2 separate regions of the Homo sapiens genome follow, and region 2 is linked to region 1. The links are chromatin loops, found by intact Hi-C in ENCODE. Cell type or tissue: Caco-2. All regions are shown on one strand. Links, peaks and the distances in the headings refer to the core of each region. The heading gives the core; the rest is flanking DNA.

What was found. Hi-C counts contacts between places; a loop is a spot of excess contacts. Peaks named below come from ENCODE experiments on the same cell type or tissue, not always from the same donor. Only the 100,000 strongest peaks of a DNase experiment are listed, where the experiment ranks them.
Region 2: a loop joins it to region 1, with 19 times the contacts of the local background. A loop is called at or near these places in 23 of 110 quality-filtered maps.

Annotation. Positions count from the first base shown.
Region 1 is chr3:141,457,351-141,462,730 of GRCh38, reverse strand. No RefSeq gene overlaps it. Among named protein-coding and RNA genes, the nearest start is that of RASA2, 27 kb to the left of the region's middle. In Caco-2, for the core only: a CTCF peak has its summit at 2,428 (motif pointing left); a DNase peak (open chromatin) is centred at 2,410.
Region 2 is chr3:141,641,846-141,647,225 of GRCh38, reverse strand. No RefSeq gene overlaps it. Among named protein-coding and RNA genes, the nearest start is that of RNF7, 94 kb to the left of the region's middle. In Caco-2, for the core only: a CTCF peak has its summit at 2,224 (motif pointing right); DNase peaks (open chromatin) are centred at 265 and 2,155.

The sequences.
Region 1 (5,380 bases), core at 103-5,102:
TCTGGCCATGAGGGTAGATATTACAAACAGAGTTGACAGGTGTGAATAAAGGCCTGAGTCTTTGTTGACACAGCTGGGCTTTGGAATTGCTTCCTTTGGGACACCTTGTTAAGGTGGTTTTTCTGTGGATTGCAGACTGAAGCTTCCTAACTGATACAGATACTTCTTCCCAGCTGACCTAACATAATCAGCCACAAAACAAAACCTTCAGCAAATAGTTGATATCAACACTCTGGTATAGTTATGGCTTCAGGCAAGATGCTGAACTCCGGAGGATTTCTGATTTCTTTTCATTGTGTCATTACACTACAGAGGAACTGGAAATTGATTTGAACAATCAGCATCAGGCTGGATGGCCAGGGAATCCCCTTTTCTGTCAAGACCACAGTCCTTTAACCTCAGAACCCGCTTCCTTTTTTGTTTAGTTCTTTTTCTCTCCCTGAAGAATTTGGAACAGAAATCCATCCATCCATCCATCCATCCATCCATCCATCCATCCATCCATCCATATCTATTAAGCCCCCTCCATGTGAGCATTTACCAGTGGGGGTGATGGGATCTCTGTGTGCACTGTGATGACTGGCATTGCTGTGGACCATGGACTGTGGGCTCTTTGGTTCACATCCTTCTCCTCCCAAAGCTAGGCTCTTTTGGAGGTAGCATCAGAGACAGTTCTGGATAACTCAGCCTAACAAAGATTTATGCAGTGCCAATTATGCCAGGGCCACTGCATTAGGTGTGGGGCAAAAGACATACTGCAATAGTGATATAGGAGCTATTGCATCAAAACATGCAGAATGAATTTTGCTGGCTTAGAAGAAAGTTTCTAAGAGGAGACTTAAGAAATGCTGTCTCAGTAACATTCACTTGACAAATGAGGACACAGATCCATAGAGCCTGTCACTCGTTTTACATATGTTAAAATTCATTAAGCTGCATGCAAGATTTGCATGCTGTACTGTGGGCATGTCTCACTTTAACAATAAAACCCAAAAAGTAGCAAAAGAAAAAAATGTCCTAAATATCTTTTACCATCACTAAAAGGAAGAAAGGCACTTCTTTGAATAAAGGGAATATTTGTAATATTTTACACATTTTAAATTCACAACAGTGGGAATGGTCCAATTAATTTCTATTTATCATTCCTCTTCTGCTAGAATCTCTTCATTTCCAATAAGATGCTTTTAAGTATGTGTCGTTTTTTGCAGACAACATGTAATAGGACAGTTATTATCTCTGTGTTAATCTTAGATTTCAGATTTGTGCCTTGCGATTGCTAGGTCCCACTCTGGGTCAGGAATGGTCACAAAGATTCAGAATGGCCTAGATGTTTGCACGGGAACAAGCATATCACACATCCATTGCCCAAAGGCTGTAAGGTTCAATGACCTGGCTGCTCAATTACCTGGTGCTTGGGTGGGGGACAGGCCATACATCCTAATGGCTCCTGTAGTTGTTATTTTCACCTGGCCTCTTGGCCCTGGCCAGTATGTGAAGTAGATGCCATCATGTGGCAATTCAATGGTCTGTAGGTGCCCAACTGCTTCCTGCCACATTTTACAGTTTCTTCCCCTTCACCTTTAATTGGTGGATGAGCCCTGGTGACATGTCTTTGCTCTGATGGTGGCCATTTGAGAGGGCTGGCAAGTCAGTCCATTATACATAGGTACTGTCTGTGGCTAGCTGTTGGCCCACAGGTAGCTCATAGATGCCTCTTGTTTTTGGGAGCTTGAAAGGTGGATATCATGGGAGTAGAGAGTAGAATGATGATTACCAGCAGCTGGGAAGCAGGGGTGATCAGAGAGGTTGAATAATGGGTACAAAGATACAGTTAGAAGGAGTAAGTTCTAGTGTTCAATAGCACAGTAGGGTGACTATCGTTAACAATAATTCATTGTATATTTTAAAATAGCTAGAAGATTTGAAATGTTCCCAACATCAAGAAATGATAAATGTTTGAGGTTCCATATCATGGTATCATTTCCTCCTCTACGAGGATCTATGTATGTTACCTCAGGCCACGTTGTGTGTGTGGGGTGTGTGTATGTGCATGTGTATGCACACGGGCTTGTGTCCTGGGGTGGGAGTCTCCTCTCAGTCATCCAGGCAAGAAGCAGGTGGATTAAGTTTATGATTGGGCTAAACACGGAAAAATACAATCCAAGGTGAAAGCAGAACCCGCTGTTCTCTGTGTGTCTTATTCTGAGTATTAATGTTAAACACCCTTAGGTTTGGGATATCAAAGCCTACTACTGAGAAAAAAAAAACTGCTGATGGCCCACGCACACTTGGTTAGTGCAACACTGCCATTTATCTCCTTCAATGAGCTAAGCAGCCATCAGGTTAAGAAGAGGGCAGGGGAGAGGCGGGCACAGCCTTATTGGGATGATGCTGTCCCGCTGCTGACTCCCAGCTGGTACGGCAGTGACCTCTGCTGGCAGGATTTTCCTCTCCAGTGTGCACAGAGAGTAGGAGTTCCCTCGGAGTCTGTGTGGTTCAGTAGTGTTCTTCAGAGAGATGCCCCAAGACTGATGCTCACGGAGAGGGCCGACTGGGCTTTCCTGCTAAAACTGTCACTAAAGGCTGGGGTTACACAGTCAGGAGTTGAGACAGATTCTTACCCTTGCTTCAGTGAACTTTCTCTCAAACACATATGGCTTCTTTACGTTACTCATTTTCAGATCTAAACATATTTCTTTAAAAATATGTTCTCAAAAAGAACAAAACAAGGGTTGCTGGGCGCAGTGGCTCACACCTGTAATCCTAACACTTTAGGAGGCCAAGGCAGGTGGACTGCTTGAGCCCAGGAGTTCAAGACCAGCCTGGGTAACATGGTGAGACACCATCTCTACAAAACATTAAAAAAATTAGCTGGGTTTGGTGGCACGCACCTGTAATCGCACCTACTCAGGAGGCTGGGGTGGGAGGATAGCTTGAGCCTGGGCGTTCAAGGCTGCAGTGAGCTGAGATCGCGCCACTGCACTCCAGCCTGGGCGACAGAGTAAGACCTTGTCTGAAAACAAAAACAACAACAAGTGTCACCCAAACAAATCCATGACATTTCTTGAGAATAACATATTTACAATCTGACAAGGTGATGTGAAAACACTCTCAAAACTTTTGTGTGTGTGTAGAGGACAGGAGCTGAAGCATCCTTTACAAATACATGAATCCTACTCCTCAATTCAGCACACCACATCTTACCCACAAATAAGTGTGAAATGCTGTTGTTGGACAAGGCCTTGGCAGAACTTTTTCTTACCTATCCTGACATATCTATAATGGAATACTCCAGGCTAGAAAGCTAGACAGCCAAGTTGAAGCCATCGTGATGGCTTTGAGGGTCCCTCATGCAGAGTTACTGACTAAGCAGCCCTTGTCCACAAAGCTCTCGTCCCCGTGGAACCACGTGGTGGCACTTGATGGCCATTCCCAGCCCACCCAACCTTCTCTGATCACCGTGTTTGTCCTTGGGGTGGGGCCCCTGCAGCTATCTTCTACTATAGGGCTCTGTCCCTTTCACCAGAGCTCATCAGATCATGGGAGAACCAGTCTCTTTAGTGGGGGTGGGGAAGGAGGGCCGTGGATTCCTTTGCCTGTGAGGTCCTATAGGGCTGGCTAGTATCTTCCATCCACAGGCAGGGAGAGGCAGAGAAGGCTGATGATTAGCACAGACAGAAATGAAGAAAGGTGACACGGGGGACACAGAGATGACAAGAGGTGGAGAGAGGGAAGTTTTCTGCTTCCTGTTTCCAGCTTTTCCCTGTCCTCCCTTAGTTTCTTTTTTCCTTCCAACATCACATTTTGCTTAAGCAACTAAAGATCCCTAAGACACGAACTTCTGTTTAGTTTGCATTTAATACACAGCAGAAGAATTCCAAAAAGTTTTACTTGAGAGCTCAGAATTGGAATTACCTTCATTCCAACTACCAAGAACCCTCAGAATATTGTATGGCCTCTGTTCATCATATTTTCTGGTTAAATAAGAGTTAAGCAGAAAACTTTTTTTCTCTTTGTTTATATCTGTATTATAAAAATATGTCTAAAATGTAAACACAAAAGCAAAAGATTAGAAACAAATGCTAGCCAATTATTAGACAATGGGTTAAACATTCATACAATGTCCCATGATTTGAGGGAGCCTAAACAAATTCATACAATGGAATACTATGCAGTCACTAAAAGAATAAAAGAGATCCATATGTCCCAGCATAGAAAGTTTTCCATTATCTATTGTTAAACAAATGAAATAAGGTAGTGAGTGGCATGTGTAGTGTGCTCTCATTTATATACAACAAGAAAAAGAAAGGAAAAAATTTGTAAGTTTAAATGCACACACACATATATATATTATATATATATAAAATATATATATGCTTAGATATGCATGGGATATCTATGGAAGGACACCCAAGATCTGGTAACAGTGTATACTTTTAGGGAGAAACCTGGGGGCAGAGAGGGAGGGAGACCATTTTTCTCTGTGTACCCTTTTGCAGTATTTGAAAATTATTTTTTCTGTGTACATGTATTAGCTTTTAAAATACATACATAATACACAAGTACACAAAAATGTATTATCTCTCTTTATACTACAATTACAGAGTAGTCATTTCTCTTAATCATACGAGTTCCTGGAACTTGAGGTAGGCAGATCTTCATACATGTCCACACTGGTTGGGTCACCTATTCTAACATGTTTGCTTTCATGCATAAAAACCATTGAGTGGCCAGGTAAAAGCAGGAAGAAGTGAAGGCTGGTGTTCCTGGAACCACACAAAGTGAGGGCAGAAGGGAAATGTGGAGAGTGTAGTCTGAGCACCAGTAAGTTGATATCTGAGGTTGAGGAACTGCCAGTCAGTAAACTGGGGCTGTCATTCCTGTGTGGATTGTCATCACTCAGAGCAGCAGAGTCCTTGGACTTGGGCCTTCACTTGCTGCATTGATTAAATGGTGAAAACAAGACCTTCTTTCCAGGTTCTTCTGAATAAAGATGAAAGTATGTGCCTGGCTCAGTTAGTCTTAGCTCGATGCAGAGTGTTTTGTGGTCATTTTGATAAATTTTTCTTTAATGTGTCCTGAAAGGAGGTGCGTACCCTATATTAGTAGAGATTCTGAGTGTCAACTCTGATGTTAGATGTCCTGGATGTGGATTCAGACTCTGCTCTTGAGAGGTTATCATTAGAAATATCTCTGCTCCCTTTGAAGACTTTTTATTTTTTTTTTTGAAGAGTGTGTTTTCACTTGTTTTGGAGAACTTGATTTCACTCAGCATGGATATCTTTGTCTATCAACTGGGGAGAACCAGTCTGAGACTGAAGCTAATGCAGAGGAAAGTAAGAGAGAAAAGGGACAGAGAGTGAGGGGTTGAGAGAGATAT
Region 2 (5,380 bases), core at 105-5,104, 180 kb before region 1:
TGGTCAACTTTTATGAAAAACTCTCATGGAGGGGAGTTAGATTCATATGAGAAATTCACCCAGAATCAAATATAAAAATAAGTTATATAGTCCAATTTAGAGCAAAAAATAGAGGTTGTAGAATTGGATATGATAATGTGCAAGTTACTTCCTGTTTATTCTTGGCTTCATTCCTGCCCTGGTACACTCTGAACTACTGGGGTTGAGAGGTTGCAAACTACATTTCCCAGGCCCCTTTGCCAACTGGATATCCGTGGGCTCCTCCAATCAAAGGACAGGCAGGAGACCAGAGGGTAGGGAGAAGGGAGGAGAGTCTTACACTGGCCTTCATTCCCTGGCAGTTGTTGGCAGGTCCTCGCAGTTGCTGTTGAGGCAGCAGAAGTAGGGTCATTCCGAGGCCCTAGAAGCCCAGATAGAAGCAGAACATTTTCAGTGGTTTTATCTCTTCATCTCTTTGATGGATTTAGAACTAATTGCAATGGTGGCTCCAAAATTGTGGCAGCAGATGTAGGGTCTCAGAGCCCCACTCAGGGTGATATTAGCAGCTTCTGGTCTTTGGTTATCACTGTTTCTTTTTTTGTTTTGTTTTGTTTCTCCAGCATTCTTTCTTCAACCTTTTGCTCTTCTAGCCCTTCTAACAATTTTGTTGAAAATTCCCCAAATTAGGCCAGGCGCGATGGCTCACGCCTGTAATCCCAGTACTTTGGGAAGCAGAGGCGGGTGGATCACCTGAGGTCAGGAGTTCAAGACCAGCCTGGCCAACATGGTGAAACCCCATCTCTATTAAAAATGCAAAAATTAGCCAGGCATGATGGCACATGCCTGTAGTCCCAGCTACTTGGGAGGCTGAGGCAGGAGAATCACTTGAACCCAGGAGGTGGAGGTTGCACTGAGCTGAGATTGAGCCACTGCATTCCAGGCTGGGTGACAGAGGAAGACTCTATCTCAAAAAAAAAAAAAAAAAAAAAAAAAGAAAAGAAATTCCCAAATTAAATTTTCTCTGTTTGAAATAACTGGAGTGTTTTCTGTCTTTCTGACTGAACTCTGACTGATACAAAAGGCACAAGTGTTGCTTCTGAGTTTCAATGTAAGGAAACTTAATTCCCATATTTAATTTTGGCTCTGTTTAAAATTTGAGCAGACAGTTTACAGTAGTTAGGTCATCTTGGCCTCCTCAATTTTCCTGTTTGGGTTTTTTTTGTTTTTGTTTTTGTTTTTTTGTTTTTTTTTTTCAGACGGAGTTTTGCTTTTGTTGCCCAGGCTGGAGTGCAGAGGCATGATCTTGGCTCACTGCAAACTCTGCTTCCCGGGTTCAAGCAATTCTCCTGACTCAGCCTCTCGAGTAGCTGGGATTACAGGCACTTACCACCAAGCCCAGCTAATTTTTTGTAGTTTTAGTAGAGATAGGGTTTCACCATGTTGGCCAGGCTGGTCTCGAAATCCTGACCTCAGGTGATCTGCCCACCTCAGCTTCCCCAAGTGCTGGGATTACAGGCGTGAGCACCAAGTCCATCCTCTTTTTTGGGTTTTATCAAGAAAGATCTTGGCCGGGTGTGGTGGCTCACACCTATACTCCCAGCACTTGGGGAGGCCCAGTTGGGCATATCATTTGAGCTCAGGAGTTTCAGACCAGCCTGGGCAACATAGTGAGACCTCATCTCTACAAAAAAAATACACAAATTAGCTGGGTGTGGTGGTGCACGCCTGCAGTCGCAACTACTCGAGAGGCTGAGGCAGGAGGATGGCTTGAGCCTGGAGGGGGTCAAGGTTGCAGTGAGCTGAGATTGTGCCAGTGCACTCCAGCCTGGATAACAGAGTGAGACCTTGTCTCAAAAAAAAAAAAAAAAAAAAAAAAGGGAGAGAGAAAGAAAGATCCTCAGGGGCTAAGGAGCATCTTTAAGATCATGTCTGGGTGGAACACAGTGCAGAGGCACACAATCTGGCTGAGAAGACACAAGACTTTGGGGCCTTCCAGAGGGCCACTCCTCCCTGGGGCCGGCCCTTGTCTGTGATCCCAGGTCACCTCCTGCCGGCTCAGGCCAGCTTTACACCCTTGCCCTCACATTTCTGGCCTCACCTGGAAGAGCTCTTGATCCTTCCCATGTGAGTTCACTGTTGACCCTTACCCGTCACTGTCACTGCTTCTGGAAGCCTTATACTGACCACACCTCTTCCTGCAGTGCCTGGGCGGGCCGCCAGGAGGCTCTCTTATGCCAAGTCCAATCACACTGTGCTCCACCAACTCCAGTTGAGCAAACACTAATTTTGAAATAGCAGATTCTGCCTACCAAATTAGCAGTGATTTTTAAAGAATGATAGTCTGTAATACTCAGTGACTCAATATTGAAGAGACTGTGGTGAGAAGGTAGTCTCCTATATGCTGATGGGGGTATAAATGGAGGCTTTTCTCGAGTGAGATTTGCCTGTATAGATGAGGTCTACAAGTTCCACAGGTGGGAACCTACTCTAGGAAATAAATTAAATTTAGGTGTAAGAGCTCAAATGCTTTCAGTTGCCAGTGATAGAAAACTCAGCCAGGCGCGGTGGCTCACACTTGTAATACCAGCCCTTTGGGAAGCTGAGGCGGGCAGATCGCCTGAGGTCAGGAGTTCGAGACTAACCTGACCAGTATGATGAAACCCCGTGTCTACTAAAAATACAAAAATAGCCAGGCGTGGTGGCACGCACCTATAATCTCAGCTACTGGGGAGGCTGAGACAGAAGAATCACTTGAACCCCGGAGGCAGAGGTTGCAGTGAGCCAAGGTTGCGCCATTGCACTCCAGCCTGGGCAACAAGAGCGAAACTCTGTCAAAAAGAAACAAACAAACAAAAAAACTCAGCTAATGTGACTGCAGCATTCAGACATTTCTTGCTCATATAAGTTAGGTAGTAAGGAATCCTGGAAGTGGTTTTGTGTCCCCATGGTATAACAAAGAACCTGGGATCTTTCTTTTCCCACTCTGCCATCCAGAGTTGGGGGGACGTGTTGTCTCCCCTCATGGTAGCACTCGCGGCATCCTATTCTCATTTGACAATGGACAAATACAAAAGAAGAGAGTGGGGCAAAACAGACCTTCTCCAAAAATGCCTTTCTGAGAAGCTTGTAAACACTTCCCTTCACCTTCTGGGTGTGTATCATTAACAAAGAGGAGTGAGATCTCCATGATGGGCTCAGGCCATTCAAGGCCCAGCAGGAACATGGCTGCCTGAATACCAGTGGGGTAGCATTCCAAAGGAAGGAGGGTAAATTTCTTTTGGGTAAGCTGCCAATGGTGTCTGCCACAGGGAACCAACATTTTCATACGAAGATATTTGATATAGTGTTATTCATAAATGTAAAGAAATAGAAACTATGTGGTTAAGAAATTATGGTACATTTAAGGCTGAGGTGGCAGGATCATTTGAACCCAGGAGTTTGAGTCCAGCCTGGGCAACATGGTGAAACCCTGTCTCTAGAAAAAAAAGTAAGAAAGAAAAAAGAAATTATAGTCCATTTATTTAGATAGGGAAACTACTAAAACTAAAAGGGATAGAATCTGGCTTCCAACCAGGTTGGTCAGACTCCAAACCCACATTCTTAGTTGCTACTACCTCTTTGGATTTAACAAAATCATTAACCACCATAGAAGAAAAAGCAACAGAAAGCCTTCCAAAATGTAGATTACTTAATAAAAAGCAGTCAATGCACCACAATACCCTCATTCTCCAATAACTAGGGTAGTTGAGGGATTTCTGACATTCTTATCCCAGTTGTCACTTTTGAGAGGTTAGCAGACTCCTCTGAGATTCTTTGCCTGATTCCTGCTGAGAGACCAAAACAGCTAAAAGTTAAAGCCAGTTTAAGTTTCCATGGATTCTGACTGCTTTACTGGGTCAATTGTAATAATATTATTAAAACACCTAAACCCCTCAGCCAAACCCAGGGTATATGAAGAAGGCTTATCAAACAAAAACAATGTTTGGAGAATCTGGATAATAGTAAGATGACTTTCTAACAATAGTGGAAGATACTTTTTTAAATTAAAGGGATTTTTTTTTTTTGAGATAGAGTCTTGCGTTGTCACCCAGGCTGGAGTGCAGTGGCACAATCTCCGTTCACTGCAACCTCCACCTCCCAGGTTCAAGCAATACTCCCACCTCAGCCTCCCGAGTAGTTGGGATTACAGGTGCTCACCACCACACTCATCTAATTTTTGTATTTTTAGTTGGCCATGTTGGCCAGGCTTCTCTTGAACTCCTGACCCTCAAATGTTCTGCCCACCTTGGCCTCTCAAAGTGCTGGGATTACAGGTGTGAGCCACCGCACCAGGCCTAAAATTAAATGGATTCCGGTTGCAGGTCTTTGGCTCAGGCTGTTTTCCCTGATGTTTCTGCAGGTCAGTTACTTATGGACTGATGTTTCTGCAGGTCAATTACTTATGTGGTTGTGCAGATGGCCAACCACAGTGGCCGGTTACTTTTCTCAGGGCACCTGCCTTCTAGAAATGTATCCTCTCTCCTCTCCCTTTTCCTCTTTCTGTCAGAGAATAGCAGGGGTTGTGGAGGAAAGCTGAATTCTAAATTAGTCATTTCGATAATTAATAAGGCTAGCTAGAGGTTTGATGAGAAAAAAATTGCTGCTTTTTTTTGTAAGTGTAATGTGGTTAGATATAAAGTATCCAAAATTTAGACAGATCTCAAAATCCAAAATTTTATTTTTCCCTCAAAGCCATGCTTAAGTTTACTCAGAATAACCACAGCATTTTTCTGAGGCTCTGCAAATACCTTCTCGAGCTTCCTCTATTTGCTTGGTAAGGACGGTGTGCAATCACACATCCTGCAGACTGACTGGCTGGGTCACTCCATCACCTTGACCATAGATGACTCTGCTGATCATGGTTACATGACTGTTTCATGCCCATACCACAATCTCATTTATTTCAGAAATTCAATTTTCAGTTTATATGTGTTCATACTGGCAAAATGGCTTGAAAAACACAAAAGACCCAACCATTTTGCCTTCAGCCTAACAGCAGAAATAAAAACATGGCATGGATATATCTGTGAGAGCAAGGCATTGAAGTTCTTGCAATCCCTCACGATGCTGTCTTATGCCGGCCTCCTCTCTCTTATGCTTTGTAAATCTAGTGCTGCTGATGTCGAATGACCCAGAAAACTCCTATTCATTATTTAAGACCCAACTCAAAGTTTCCCCTCTTTCATAGGGTCTTTCTAATTTTCTCAGGCAGAATTAGCATGTCTCTCCTCTTGGGTCCCATGGCATCTTATACCCACCTACATTATATTGGAATGATTTGGTTTTCTGTTTTCTTGACAATATTTCAAGCCCTTCCAGAATCAAAATAGTATCTTTATTTTATCTTATTTTTAGTAACAAT